Linked DNA regions of Homo sapiens: region 2 is linked to region 1. Evidence: chromatin contacts called from ENCODE Hi-C or POLR2A ChIA-PET data. All regions are on one chromosome and are shown on one strand. The core of a region is the stretch at or near the end of the contact, and the rest is flanking DNA. Distances in the headings are between cores, read along the strand shown. Region 1 overlaps OGDH (oxoglutarate dehydrogenase). Region 2 overlaps ZMIZ2 (zinc finger MIZ-type containing 2).

Region 1 (5,086 bases), core at 1,677-4,176:
AACCTCTGCCTCCCAGGTTCAAGTGATTCTCCTGCCTCAGCCTCCCAAGTAGCTGGGATTACAGGCGCACGCCACCATGCCTAGCTAATTTTTGTATTTTTAGTATAGACAGGGTTCCACCATGTTGACCAGGCTGGTCTTGAACTCCTGACCTCAGGTGATCTGCCCACCACAGCCTCCCAAAGTGCTGGGATTACAGGCGTGAGGCACTGCACCTGGCCTGTTGTTAGTATCTTTTGATGTACAAAAGTTTTTAATTTTCTTTTTTTTTTTTTTTTTTTGAGACGGAGTCTCGCTCTGTCGCCCAGGCTGGAGTGCAGTGGCGGGATCTCGGCTCACTGCAAGCTCCACCTCCCGGGTTCACGCCATTCTCCTGCCTCAGCCTCCCAAGTAGCTGGGACTACAGGCGCCCGCCACTACGCCCAGCTAATTTTTTGTATTTTTAGTAGAGACGGGGTTTCACCGTTTTAGCCGGGATGGTCTCGATCTCCTGACCTCGTGATCCGCCCGCCTCGGCCTCCCAAAGTGCTGGGATTACAGGCGTGAGCCACCGCGCCCGGCCAAGTTTTTAATTTTCATGAAGTCAGATTTGTCTATTTTTTCTTCAGTTGCCTGTGACTTTGGTGTCATATCTAAGAAATCATTACCAAATTCAGTGTTGTGAAACTTTTGCCCTATGTTTTCTTCTGAGTTTTATAGTTTTTGCTCTTATGTTTAGATCTTTGACCCACTTTGAGCTAATTTGTTTTGTTTTTTATTTTTTGTTTGTGTTTTTTTGAGACAGAGTCTCACTCTGTCATCCAGGCTGATGCAATCGTAGCTCACTGCAGCCTCAATTCCTGGGCTCAAGTGATCCTCCTACTTTGGCCTCCCAGAGTACTGGGATTACATGTGTGAGCCACTGTGCCCAGACTTTTATTCTGTTTGTATCATAAATGGAATTGTTGGCCTAATTTCCTCTTCTTATTGTTCATTGTTAGTGTATAGAAACACAACTGGTTTTGGTTACGTGCATATGATGCGTAGTGCTTAAGTCAGGGTATTAGGGTGTCCGTCACCCGAGTACGATACATGTTTGTTAACCTTACTCCTTTATCAAACGTTGAACTTAATTCCTTCTATCTAACTGTATGTTTGTACCATTCAACCCACTTTTCTATATTTTTTTGAGATAGATTCTTACCCTGTCACCCAGGTTGGAGTGCAGAGGCATGGTCATCATGGTTCACTGTAACCTCTGCCTCCCAGGCTAGAGTGATTCTCCCACCAAAGCCTCCCAAGTAGCTGGGAACACAAGGTGTGCACCACCGTGCCTGGCTAATTTTTGTACTTTTGTAGAGACGGAGTATCACCATGTTGCCCAGGCTGGTCTCGAACTCCTGAGCTCAAGGGATCCTCCTGCCTCAGCCTCCCAAAGTGCTGGCCAACCCACTGTTCTCTATCTGAATATTTTCTCTGATTGTGTTGAAAGTTTTTATATTTGTAAAATTCTGAGCAGCAGAAACAGAGTAAACATGGGATTTTTTTTATATAATTTTTTTTTTTTTTTGAGATGGAGTTTTGCTCTTGTTGCCCAGGCTGGAGTGCAATGGCGCATTCTTGGCTCACCACAACCTCCGCCTCCCGGGTTCAAGCAATTCTCCTGCCTCGGCCCCCCGAGTAGCTGAGATTACAGGCATGCGCCACCATGCCTGGCTTATTTTGTATTTCTAGTAAAGACAGGGTTTCACCATGTTGGTCAGTCTGGTCTCGAACTCCTGACCTCAGGTGATCCGCCTGCCTCAGCCTCCCAAAGTGCTGGGATTTACAGGCGTGAGCCATGCGCCCGGCTGGTATTTTTTTTTTTTTTTGTCTGGAGATGGAGTCTTGCTCTGTTGCCCAGACTGTAGTGCATGATCTCAGCTCACTGCAACCTCTGCCTCCCGGGCCCAACCGATTCTTCCACCTCAGCCTCCCGAGTAGCTGGGACCACAGGCGCACACCACCATGCCTGGCTCATTTTTTGTATTTTTTTAGTAGAGACGGGGTTTCACCATGTTGCCCAGGCTGGTCTCGAACTCCTGAACTCAGGCAATCCGCCCGCCTCAGCTTCCCAAAGTGCTAGGATTGCAGGCGTGAGCCACCGCACCCGGCCGGGATGTTTTAATAATACTCTTGTCCCCGAAGTCTGAGCCAAGCTGTTTTGAAGGCTAGCCTGGTGTTACTTGATACCCAGAGCTGGCCATGTCTGCTGTGTATTTGTTACACGTAACGTGCTTTTCAAAGTGTGCCTGGTCTGAGCAAATACAGGGCATCAGAGGCTGGTGAAGGGGAAGCATCTCTAACCCTTGAAAGCTGCGTCTCCTGGCAGCAGTCCCTGGCACAGCCCTGGGCCCAGGAGAGCTCTCAGCCACATACCTGAGAGAACCAGCCTAGCCATGGGAACTCTCTTGTAGGAACCCACTTCCAGCGGGTGATCCCAGAAGATGGCCCTGCAGCTCAGAACCCAGAAAATGTCAAAAGGCTTCTCTTCTGCACCGGCAAAGTGTATTATGACCTCACCCGGGAGCGCAAAGCACGCGACATGGTGGGGCAGGTGGCCATCACAAGGATTGAGCAGGTGAGGGCAGGTGGTGCCATCAGGGTGTCCCCCCAGCGGGGGTCAGGGCTCTGGTGCCTTCACAGAACAGCCTTGCTTGGGGTGTGGCCCTCAGGTTCCTGACCTTCCCTGCTCGGAACACCAGTTTCCCTTTGCTGGATCTTGCCTGCCCTCTGAGTTTCCTCTTTTTGATCTGACCCCTGCTGTCTCCTAGCTGTCGCCATTCCCCTTTGACCTCCTGCTGAAGGAGGTGCAGAAGTACCCCAATGCTGAGCTGGCCTGGTGCCAGGAGGAGCACAAGAACCAAGGCTACTATGACTACGTGAAGCCAAGACTTCGGACCACCATCAGCCGCGCCAAGCCCGTCTGGTAAGGCTTCAGTCCCTGCCAGGAAGGCTGTGGGACCCTCCCCTCAGGCCAGTAGGCAGTTAGCCAGGCACATGCAGCAGAGGGATGGGCTGGGCCAACTCAGTGTCCCCTGCCCTCACTGCCCCCTCCCTCCATCTCTCAGGTATGCCGGCCGGGACCCAGCGGCTGCTCCAGCCACCGGCAACAAGAAGACCCACCTGACGGAGCTGCAGCGCCTCCTGGACACGGCCTTCGACCTGGACGTCTTCAAGAACTTCTCGTAGATGCTGCCTAGGGTTGCTTGGGCCACTGCCCTCTCCACACCCATGACTGCCCCTTGCTTCTCAACTAAAGAATAGTGCCTCAGCGCTGCCCACACCACCGCCCTCCTCGCTGTGCCACCACCCCTCCCTCTGCTCTCATAGGAGTTAGGCTGTCGTCCCCCTCCAGTGCTTGGCTGCCCCACAGGCCACACGCTGCCCAGGCTCTGCTGACTTCTGAGCAGTTTTCCAGGAGGCCGGGGGGAGCAGGAGGAGGAAAGGTAGCCCCCGAGGGATGTCCTTGGGGAGGGGTCAGCTCTGGCCACAATCCTCCCCACCAGTCTCACCCACTAGGATAGGAACTGGGCCTTGTGTGCTGGCTTCCGCTGTCACCCAGCAAGGCACAGGCTCCTGTATTTGAGACTAGGATAGCTTCATCTTGAGCCTGAGCCTTAGAATCTGTAGAGGAGCCTGGAGTCGGATCTAGCCATGGCTGGCAGAGGTTTCTAGGGTGGGCCCCAGCCGTGGCGTGAACTGAGGATGACCCGGGGCAGCTGGCAGGAGAGAGCCTTGGCCTGACCTGGCACAGAAAGGGCAGCTTCAGTCTCTGCAGTGTCCATTATCTGCTGTTCCTTCGAGGGTTCCAGGCTGTGTGTGGGGCCCAAGCATGCCCCACCCACCCCTCCTGGGCCCAGGCAGCACCTGGAGCCCACAGAGTCTGTGTGTAGCCAGGAAGCCCCGCTCAGGTAGCCACCACCGGGGCACTGGCTGCTCTGTCTTGGTCCTGTTAACCCTCCACCTCCTCTCTTGGACTCCCTCCCCACCCCAACCACTCTTTCTTTCTCCTTTAACCCAATGGAGACTTTCTGATGCATCGTTTTCTTTGCTGTGCCAAAGCAGGTCAGAAGAGGGAGAGGAGGGGCTGGGGGTGAGGGGCCAGGCCATGGCCAAGGGGCCAGCTGCCCCTCATTTATCACTCTGACCTTCACAGGGACAGATCTGATTTATTTATTTTGGTTAAAAAAAAAAAAAAGGAACAGAAACAACTTTGCATTGCATTGGCTTGACCCATAAACTAAGTTATATCCGTGGGCATGTCTGCTGTGTCTTTCTGTCTGTTCTGCCTTCTCCCCTGAGGGGATGGGGATGGGCCAGTCCCCTCCTAACCCACCTGGGAAGCAGCCCCCTCCTCATTGGACAGGGGGAGTGATGACCACCACCTGCAGGCCCTCGCCGGCAAAGCCGTCATTGTGAATGCGGCAGAGGCGGCCTGGGCTGCCGGGCTGTTTGGGTGCAGTCCTGTTTCTGAGCTTTCCCTGCTCTGGGTCCTTCCCCTGGCTCCACCTTGAAAAAGTACTCTGCACTCTGTGCCTCTCCGTTTGAGCCAGCGTGCCTGCGGGTTCACCCTAACCACACGTTTGTTAATTAGTGCTCCCCAGAGCCCAAGCAACGATTCCAACCTGGAGATGGGGCCTCTCACCAGCACACACCTGGGTCCCCTCTGGCCAAGAGCTTCATCCCATAACAAGCCAGGTATTGGCTTCCTGAGCACTCAACCAATCTCACCCCTGAGGAAGAGCTTAAGTGGGGTCAAGCCTCTGACCCACCACCCTGTTCTCTAGGGAGCACCTGCCTGGGTCCCCGGATTTGTCCTGTTGTCGCTTTGCAGCATGGCCCAAGGTTCTTCTGATGGAAGCATGACCACCAGCCAGTGCCAAGTGGAGTGGGTCCTGGGGTGGGCGTGAAGAGCTGCTGCCATCACCCCCAGAGCTGTAGACAGGCGCTCCTGCACACGTCTGCTGGTGACCAGTGCCACCTCCCTGTGCCTCACCACTTACCCAAAATCCTGGCCGGGCTGGGTGGCTCACACCTATAATCTCAGTACTATAGGAGGCCAAGG
Region 2 (5,086 bases), core at 1,893-4,392, 61 kb after region 1:
TGGCTGCTCCCATTCCTATAACCTCCGAGACCTTCACTCCTAGGAATGTCCCAAGGCCAATTCCCTTGGCAGCAATGAGAAGAAATGCCCTTTTCCAAATAGCGACTTCTGCAAAACCCGCTGTTGTTTGTGGGTGAGCACTGCAAGTCCCACCCATGCCACAGCCAGCCTCCCTCCTGGCTCCTCTGCCAGCGGTGGCCTTCCCCAGCCCTCACCCAGGCCCCGACTCTCCTCTCACAGGTTCCAGCTTCCTGGGGCCTGGAACTTTCCCTGAGTCCTTCCCACCCACCACGCCCAGCACCCCAACCCTTGCTGAGTTCACCCCGGGACCACCCCCCATCTCCTACCAGTCTGACATTCCCAGCAGCCTCCTGACTTCAGAGAAGTCTACCGCCTGCCTCCCAAGCCAGGTCAGTGCCAAGCCGAGAGGCCAAGGGGCCCTGTCTCCCCAGGGGAGCCCCTGAGCTGTTTTAACAAATTCTTCTCTCTGTCTTCAGATGGCACCAGCAGGTCACCTGGACCCCACTCACAATCCTGGGACACCAGGACTACACACCTCCAACCTTGGGGCCCCTCCAGGTCCCCAGCTGCACCATTCAAACCCTCCCCCAGCGTCCCGGCAGTCCTTGGGCCAAGCGAGCTTAGGACCTACGGGTGAACTGGCCTTCAGTCCTGCCACAGGCGTGATGGGGCCCCCCAGCATGTCTGGAGCCGGGGAGGCCCCAGAACCAGCTCTGGACGTGAGTACCAGGCCCCATGCGGGGGAGTGCGTGGGAGCCAGGGCTAGAGGTGGTGTGTCTGTTCCAGGTGCGTTCTGGAAGGGAAGACAGTGACCCCTCAGAGAGCCGGTCAGATAAGGTCAACTAAATGCAGCTTTTGTTCATGAATTAGATACCTGGAGTAGCTGCGGGTGGGATGCGATGTACCACATTTGTGTTCATGAGGGGCCTGGATGCCGTACGGGCGGACGCAGAGTCTCAGAGGAGACTGCACTGGAAGCTGACAGCACGGTCCTTAGAGTCAAATTTCGTCTGTCCATTTGCTCAGTAGCCCTGGGTCTTGACTCACAGGTGGAATGGGAGTGCAAACTCAGTACATGAAGGACAGAACTGACTGTCCCTGGACCATAATAGAAACTCATTCTAGAAGTTCAACATGAAACTCATTCTAGAAGTTCAACATGAAAAAGTTAGGAAGAACAGCTCCAAGCAGAAAATCCTAGGGGCATGGAATTCCACCACCAGCATTCACCTTGGGGCATCACGGTGGGGATCCCCACGCAGGCTGATGCACAGAGGGAGTGTGGAGTGGCTGCACTCCCTCACATCCCGTTTCCTGGTGGTATTGAACAGCATGTTGCCAGCTGTTCTGGCCCCAGAGCAACCTTGCAGGGAGGTCCCAGGGGGTGGCGTGTGCCTCTTTGAGCACATGCAGGCCTATGGTGGGGCCCCGCACCCGGCCTGTGTGTGAGGAGGGGCTGCTCAGCATCCCCACTGTGCCTGGAGACAGGGCCGGGATGTGGTGACAGGATGGTCACTCAGGTGTGGCCAGTCAGTGACCAAAGCTGCTAACAGAGTTCACTTTGTCCTCAGCTGCTCCCGGAACTGACCAACCCTGATGAGCTACTGTCCTACTTGGGCCCACCCGACCTCCCTACGAACAACAATGACGACCTGCTTTCTCTGTTTGAGAACAACTGATCCTGTGTTTACCCCAAGCCCGGCGGGGACACGCTCACAGATGTCACCACAGCCCTGCCCTTCATGCCCAGCCCCATGGGACACCCGGTGGTCTTTCCCAAACCTCCCCCAAAACACACCTGGAGCCAGAGCCTTCTGCCGCCAGCCCTGCCCCTGAATTGGAAGCAGCCCTGTGCTCGATGGGAGGGGCTCCCAGGCCGGCAGCCCTTGCCACCTCCCTCTGCCAAGCCTGCTGCTGCAGAACGGTTTTTGCTGAGGTGCCCCTGCCCAGCCCTGTCCAGCCTTGTCCACACACACATCTCACGCCCCTGGTCTCACAGCCTCACACCTTGTCCTTCCACCCCTGCCTGCCCCCACCCAGCCTGCTTCTTGTCCAGCATTGATCCTTCTGTTTCAACAACTCCTCCACTGGGCAGAGCTGGGCATCTGGCAGGGCTGGCTCTGTCCCCTGGGCCTTTGGCTCCAGTGGCCCCTGTGCCCAGCAGTCCAGCTCTTGGAACCTCGCTGAATGGCAGCCTCTTGGGGGCCTGGAGCTCTGGCAGCCCAGCCGTGTGTGGTGTCAGGTTCCTCTCCCCACCCCAGCTTCAAGCAGAGGCCTCGGGGTGGGGGAGCTACAAAGCACAACAATGTACATAGTGTAGAAACACTAACAGCTGGGAGAGGGGAGCCAGCTGTCCAGCCAGCATGTTCCTGTTGTACAGCCCGGTCTCCCTGCGCGCTCTGCTCCTTCCCATGTGCAGACAGATCAGGGAGGAACCTCCAATGGGTGGGGGACAGTGAGCTTCGGCCTGGCCGAGGTGGGTGGGTGGGCTCTCAGATTCAGCTCTGTGTAAAGATTCTCTAGCGGGCTGCGCTCCCAAGTTCCCCTTCTCTGTGAAAGTGAAGAATTAGTACAGCTGTGTTTTTTAAAGCCACCTCTCTGTCTCCACCCCATGGGCCCACACCCAGGTGGGGGAGGAGGAAGCCACTGCATCTGTTGGCTCAGGGCCCCAGCCTGTGCGAGCAGGGCGCCTGGGCTGTTGTGTCTCCTGTCTGTGCCGATCTCTATTAAAGGACTCCCTCTTGGTGGGCCTGGCCGAGTCCCTCCTTTGTGCTCCCAGGGACTATTTTCTCCTCGTAAGCCAGCGACCTGCCTAAAGCTTGGGCTGTGCCTGCAAAGCTTGTGCAGGACCTGGGGGCCAGGTCGACCTTCAAGTGGCTTTTGGGGCCCCAGGTTGAGCTCTGGATGTTTCAAGCCAAGGCTCGGCTATTCCCGCCCCATAGTAAATTTCCTTTTCCCTGGAATTTTCCAAGTTGGCTTCAGCTGAAGAGCTGTTTTGTGAAGCATCCCAGGCTTGCCCAGGAGAGACATTTGCCACTATGTCACCTTATCTGGGCTTGCCCTGGGGCACTGAGACAGTTGTTTGGCAGCCCCAGCCCAGCCAGGGGCTCATCCTTCTCAGCTCTTGTCCCTGGGAGGCCTCTGCTTGTCACTTCCCAGAGATTGCAGAGGTGTGTCCTGCCTACCATCTGCCTGTCCAGCTTGGTGGGGGTCCGGGTCACCATTTCCTCCAGTCCTGGGCCCCATCCTTGAGGGCCTTCCCAGCCAGCCAGCAGGAGAGGCAAGAACTGGGGGAACACAGGAACCTAGGGGAGGAGGGGAGCGCTGGGCATCCTCAGGCTGGCGGCCAAGGCCTGCCCCTGGAGGCACTAGAGGAGGGCATCTGTCTGTGGGAGCCCAGAGGCTGCAGGGAGGAGGAGGAGGGAGGTATCTGGTGTGAGCGTTGCCCCTGCGACATTTGGGACCACACAGGTGGGCTTCCTTATTCCCTGACAAAGCCTCTGTTTCCAGCTCTTCCGCCCTCTCTGGATGAGGGAACAGAAGTGGAGGAAACAAAAGAAGCAGCAGCACGCACAGTCCTGTCGCTGGGTGCGGAGACAGCCTGGCAAAGTCCCACTCAGCCATGGCCTGATGCAGGCCCCAGGCCCTCCTTTCTTGGGTGTCAAATGACTGTGTCCTGGACATCTGATGCACCACCTGCCCTGCCTGTTGCAAACGTGATGCTCCCGGATGGAGTGGAGAAACTAGGAGACTGGGACAAGCAAAAGGCTGCAAACAACCCAGAAGCCCATCCTCAGAAGACTGGAGAAATGATTGAGGAATGCATGGGCACCGTGGCCCTGTGCTCCATCACAAACACCTCTCAGAAACAACGTGGGATGAAAAAGCAAGACAGTTCATACAGTATGATGCCATTTTTATAAAGCTCAAAACCAAATATGTGTGGAATTCATACCCAGGTGCTAAAGTCATCAGGGAGGGCAGGGAGTCAGTACAACACAGTGCTCACCCGTGGGGAGGGGACGGAGCTGTGCTTAGGGAAGAGCAGAGATGCTGGAGGTTTTGAACCTCAGGGTCAGTGGTGGCTTCGTGGGTTTCACTTTGTCGTACTTTCTGTTTCACACATTTTCTTGTGAATGTGCCAAGTATTACATAAAAACCAAAAGGCTGACCAGACTTAACAGTGCTCCACCCAATAGCAGCAGAACACACGTTTCTAAGTGCACAGGGAACGTTCTCCAGGACAGACCACACGTTAGTGCACAAAGCAAGTCTCAGTAAATTAGAGATCGGAATCCTGCAAACCACCTTCTCCAATCACAATGGAATAAAACCAGAAATCCATACCAGAAGGAAAATGAAAATTCACACATACATAGAAATTGAACACACTTTTTAACAGCCAAAGGGTCAAAGGAGAAATCACGAGAAAAATTAGGAAATAGAGATGGATGAAAACAACATACCAGAACTTAAGGAATGCGGCAAAAACTGCTCTGAGGGAAATTTATAGCTGCAAATGCCAACATTTAAAAAGATGCGACATCTTGGCTGGGTGTGGTGGCTCACGCCTGTAATCGCGGCACTTTGGGAGGCCGAGGCAGGCAGATCACCTGAGGTCAGAAGTTCGAGACCAACCTGGCCAAAGTGGTGAAACCCTGTCTCTACTAAAAACACAAAAATTAGCCAGGCGTGGTGGCTCACACCTGTAATCCCAGCTATTCACGAGGCTGAGGCAGGAAAATCACTTGAACCCAGGAGGCAGAGGTTGCAGTGAGCTGAGATCATGCCATTGCACTCCAGCTTGGGTGACAGAGTGAGACTCTGTCTCAAAACAACAACAAAAAAATTCCTAGAAAGATACAAATGACCAAAATTGTCCCAGGAAAAATAGAAAATCTGAACAGGGCCAGGTGCAGTGGCTCACACCTGTGATCCCAGCACTTGGGGAGAACTAGTTAGGAGGATGGCCTGAGGCCAGGAGTTCGAGACCAGCCTGGGCAACAGAGACCCTGCCTCGACAAAATCTTTAGAAATCAACCAGGTGTCATGGCACGTGCCTGTA

The links. A loop is a pair of places that touch in the nucleus more often than their neighbours do. ChIA-PET counts read pairs that join two places held with the same protein, here RNA polymerase II (POLR2A). Pooled maps may share reads with other maps.
Region 2: a loop to region 1 is called in a pooled map, with 2.1 times the contacts of the local background. The contact joins two enhancer-like sites. A Hi-C loop is called at or near these places in 1 of 50 pooled maps. POLR2A ChIA-PET finds 5 or more read pairs at or near these places in 5 of 52 experiments (PC-9, WTC11, activated B cell and 2 more).

Annotation. Positions count from the first base shown.
Region 1 is chr7:44,704,790-44,709,875 of GRCh38, forward strand. OGDH (oxoglutarate dehydrogenase) reads left to right here. Exons shown (of 23, transcript NM_002541.4): 21 at 2,436-2,599; 22 at 2,793-2,947; 23 at 3,090-4,277. The coding sequence ends at 3,210. Among named protein-coding and RNA genes, the nearest start is that of ZMIZ2, 42 kb to the right of the region's middle. Within about 2 kb of position 2,927, at least 4 of the 41 ENCODE cell types and tissues checked have a DNase peak (open chromatin) inside an H3K27ac peak, as active enhancers do.
Region 2 is chr7:44,765,924-44,771,009 of GRCh38, forward strand. It overlaps ZMIZ2 (zinc finger MIZ-type containing 2), which reads left to right. Exons shown (of 19, transcript NM_031449.4): 17 at 241-410; 18 at 498-740; 19 at 1,593-3,958. The coding sequence ends at 1,700. Among named protein-coding and RNA genes, the nearest start is that of ZMIZ2, 20 kb to the left of the region's middle. RefSeq lists enhancers at 2,061-2,587, 2,422-2,561. Within about 2 kb of position 3,143, at least 29 of the 41 ENCODE cell types and tissues checked have a DNase peak (open chromatin) inside an H3K27ac peak, as active enhancers do.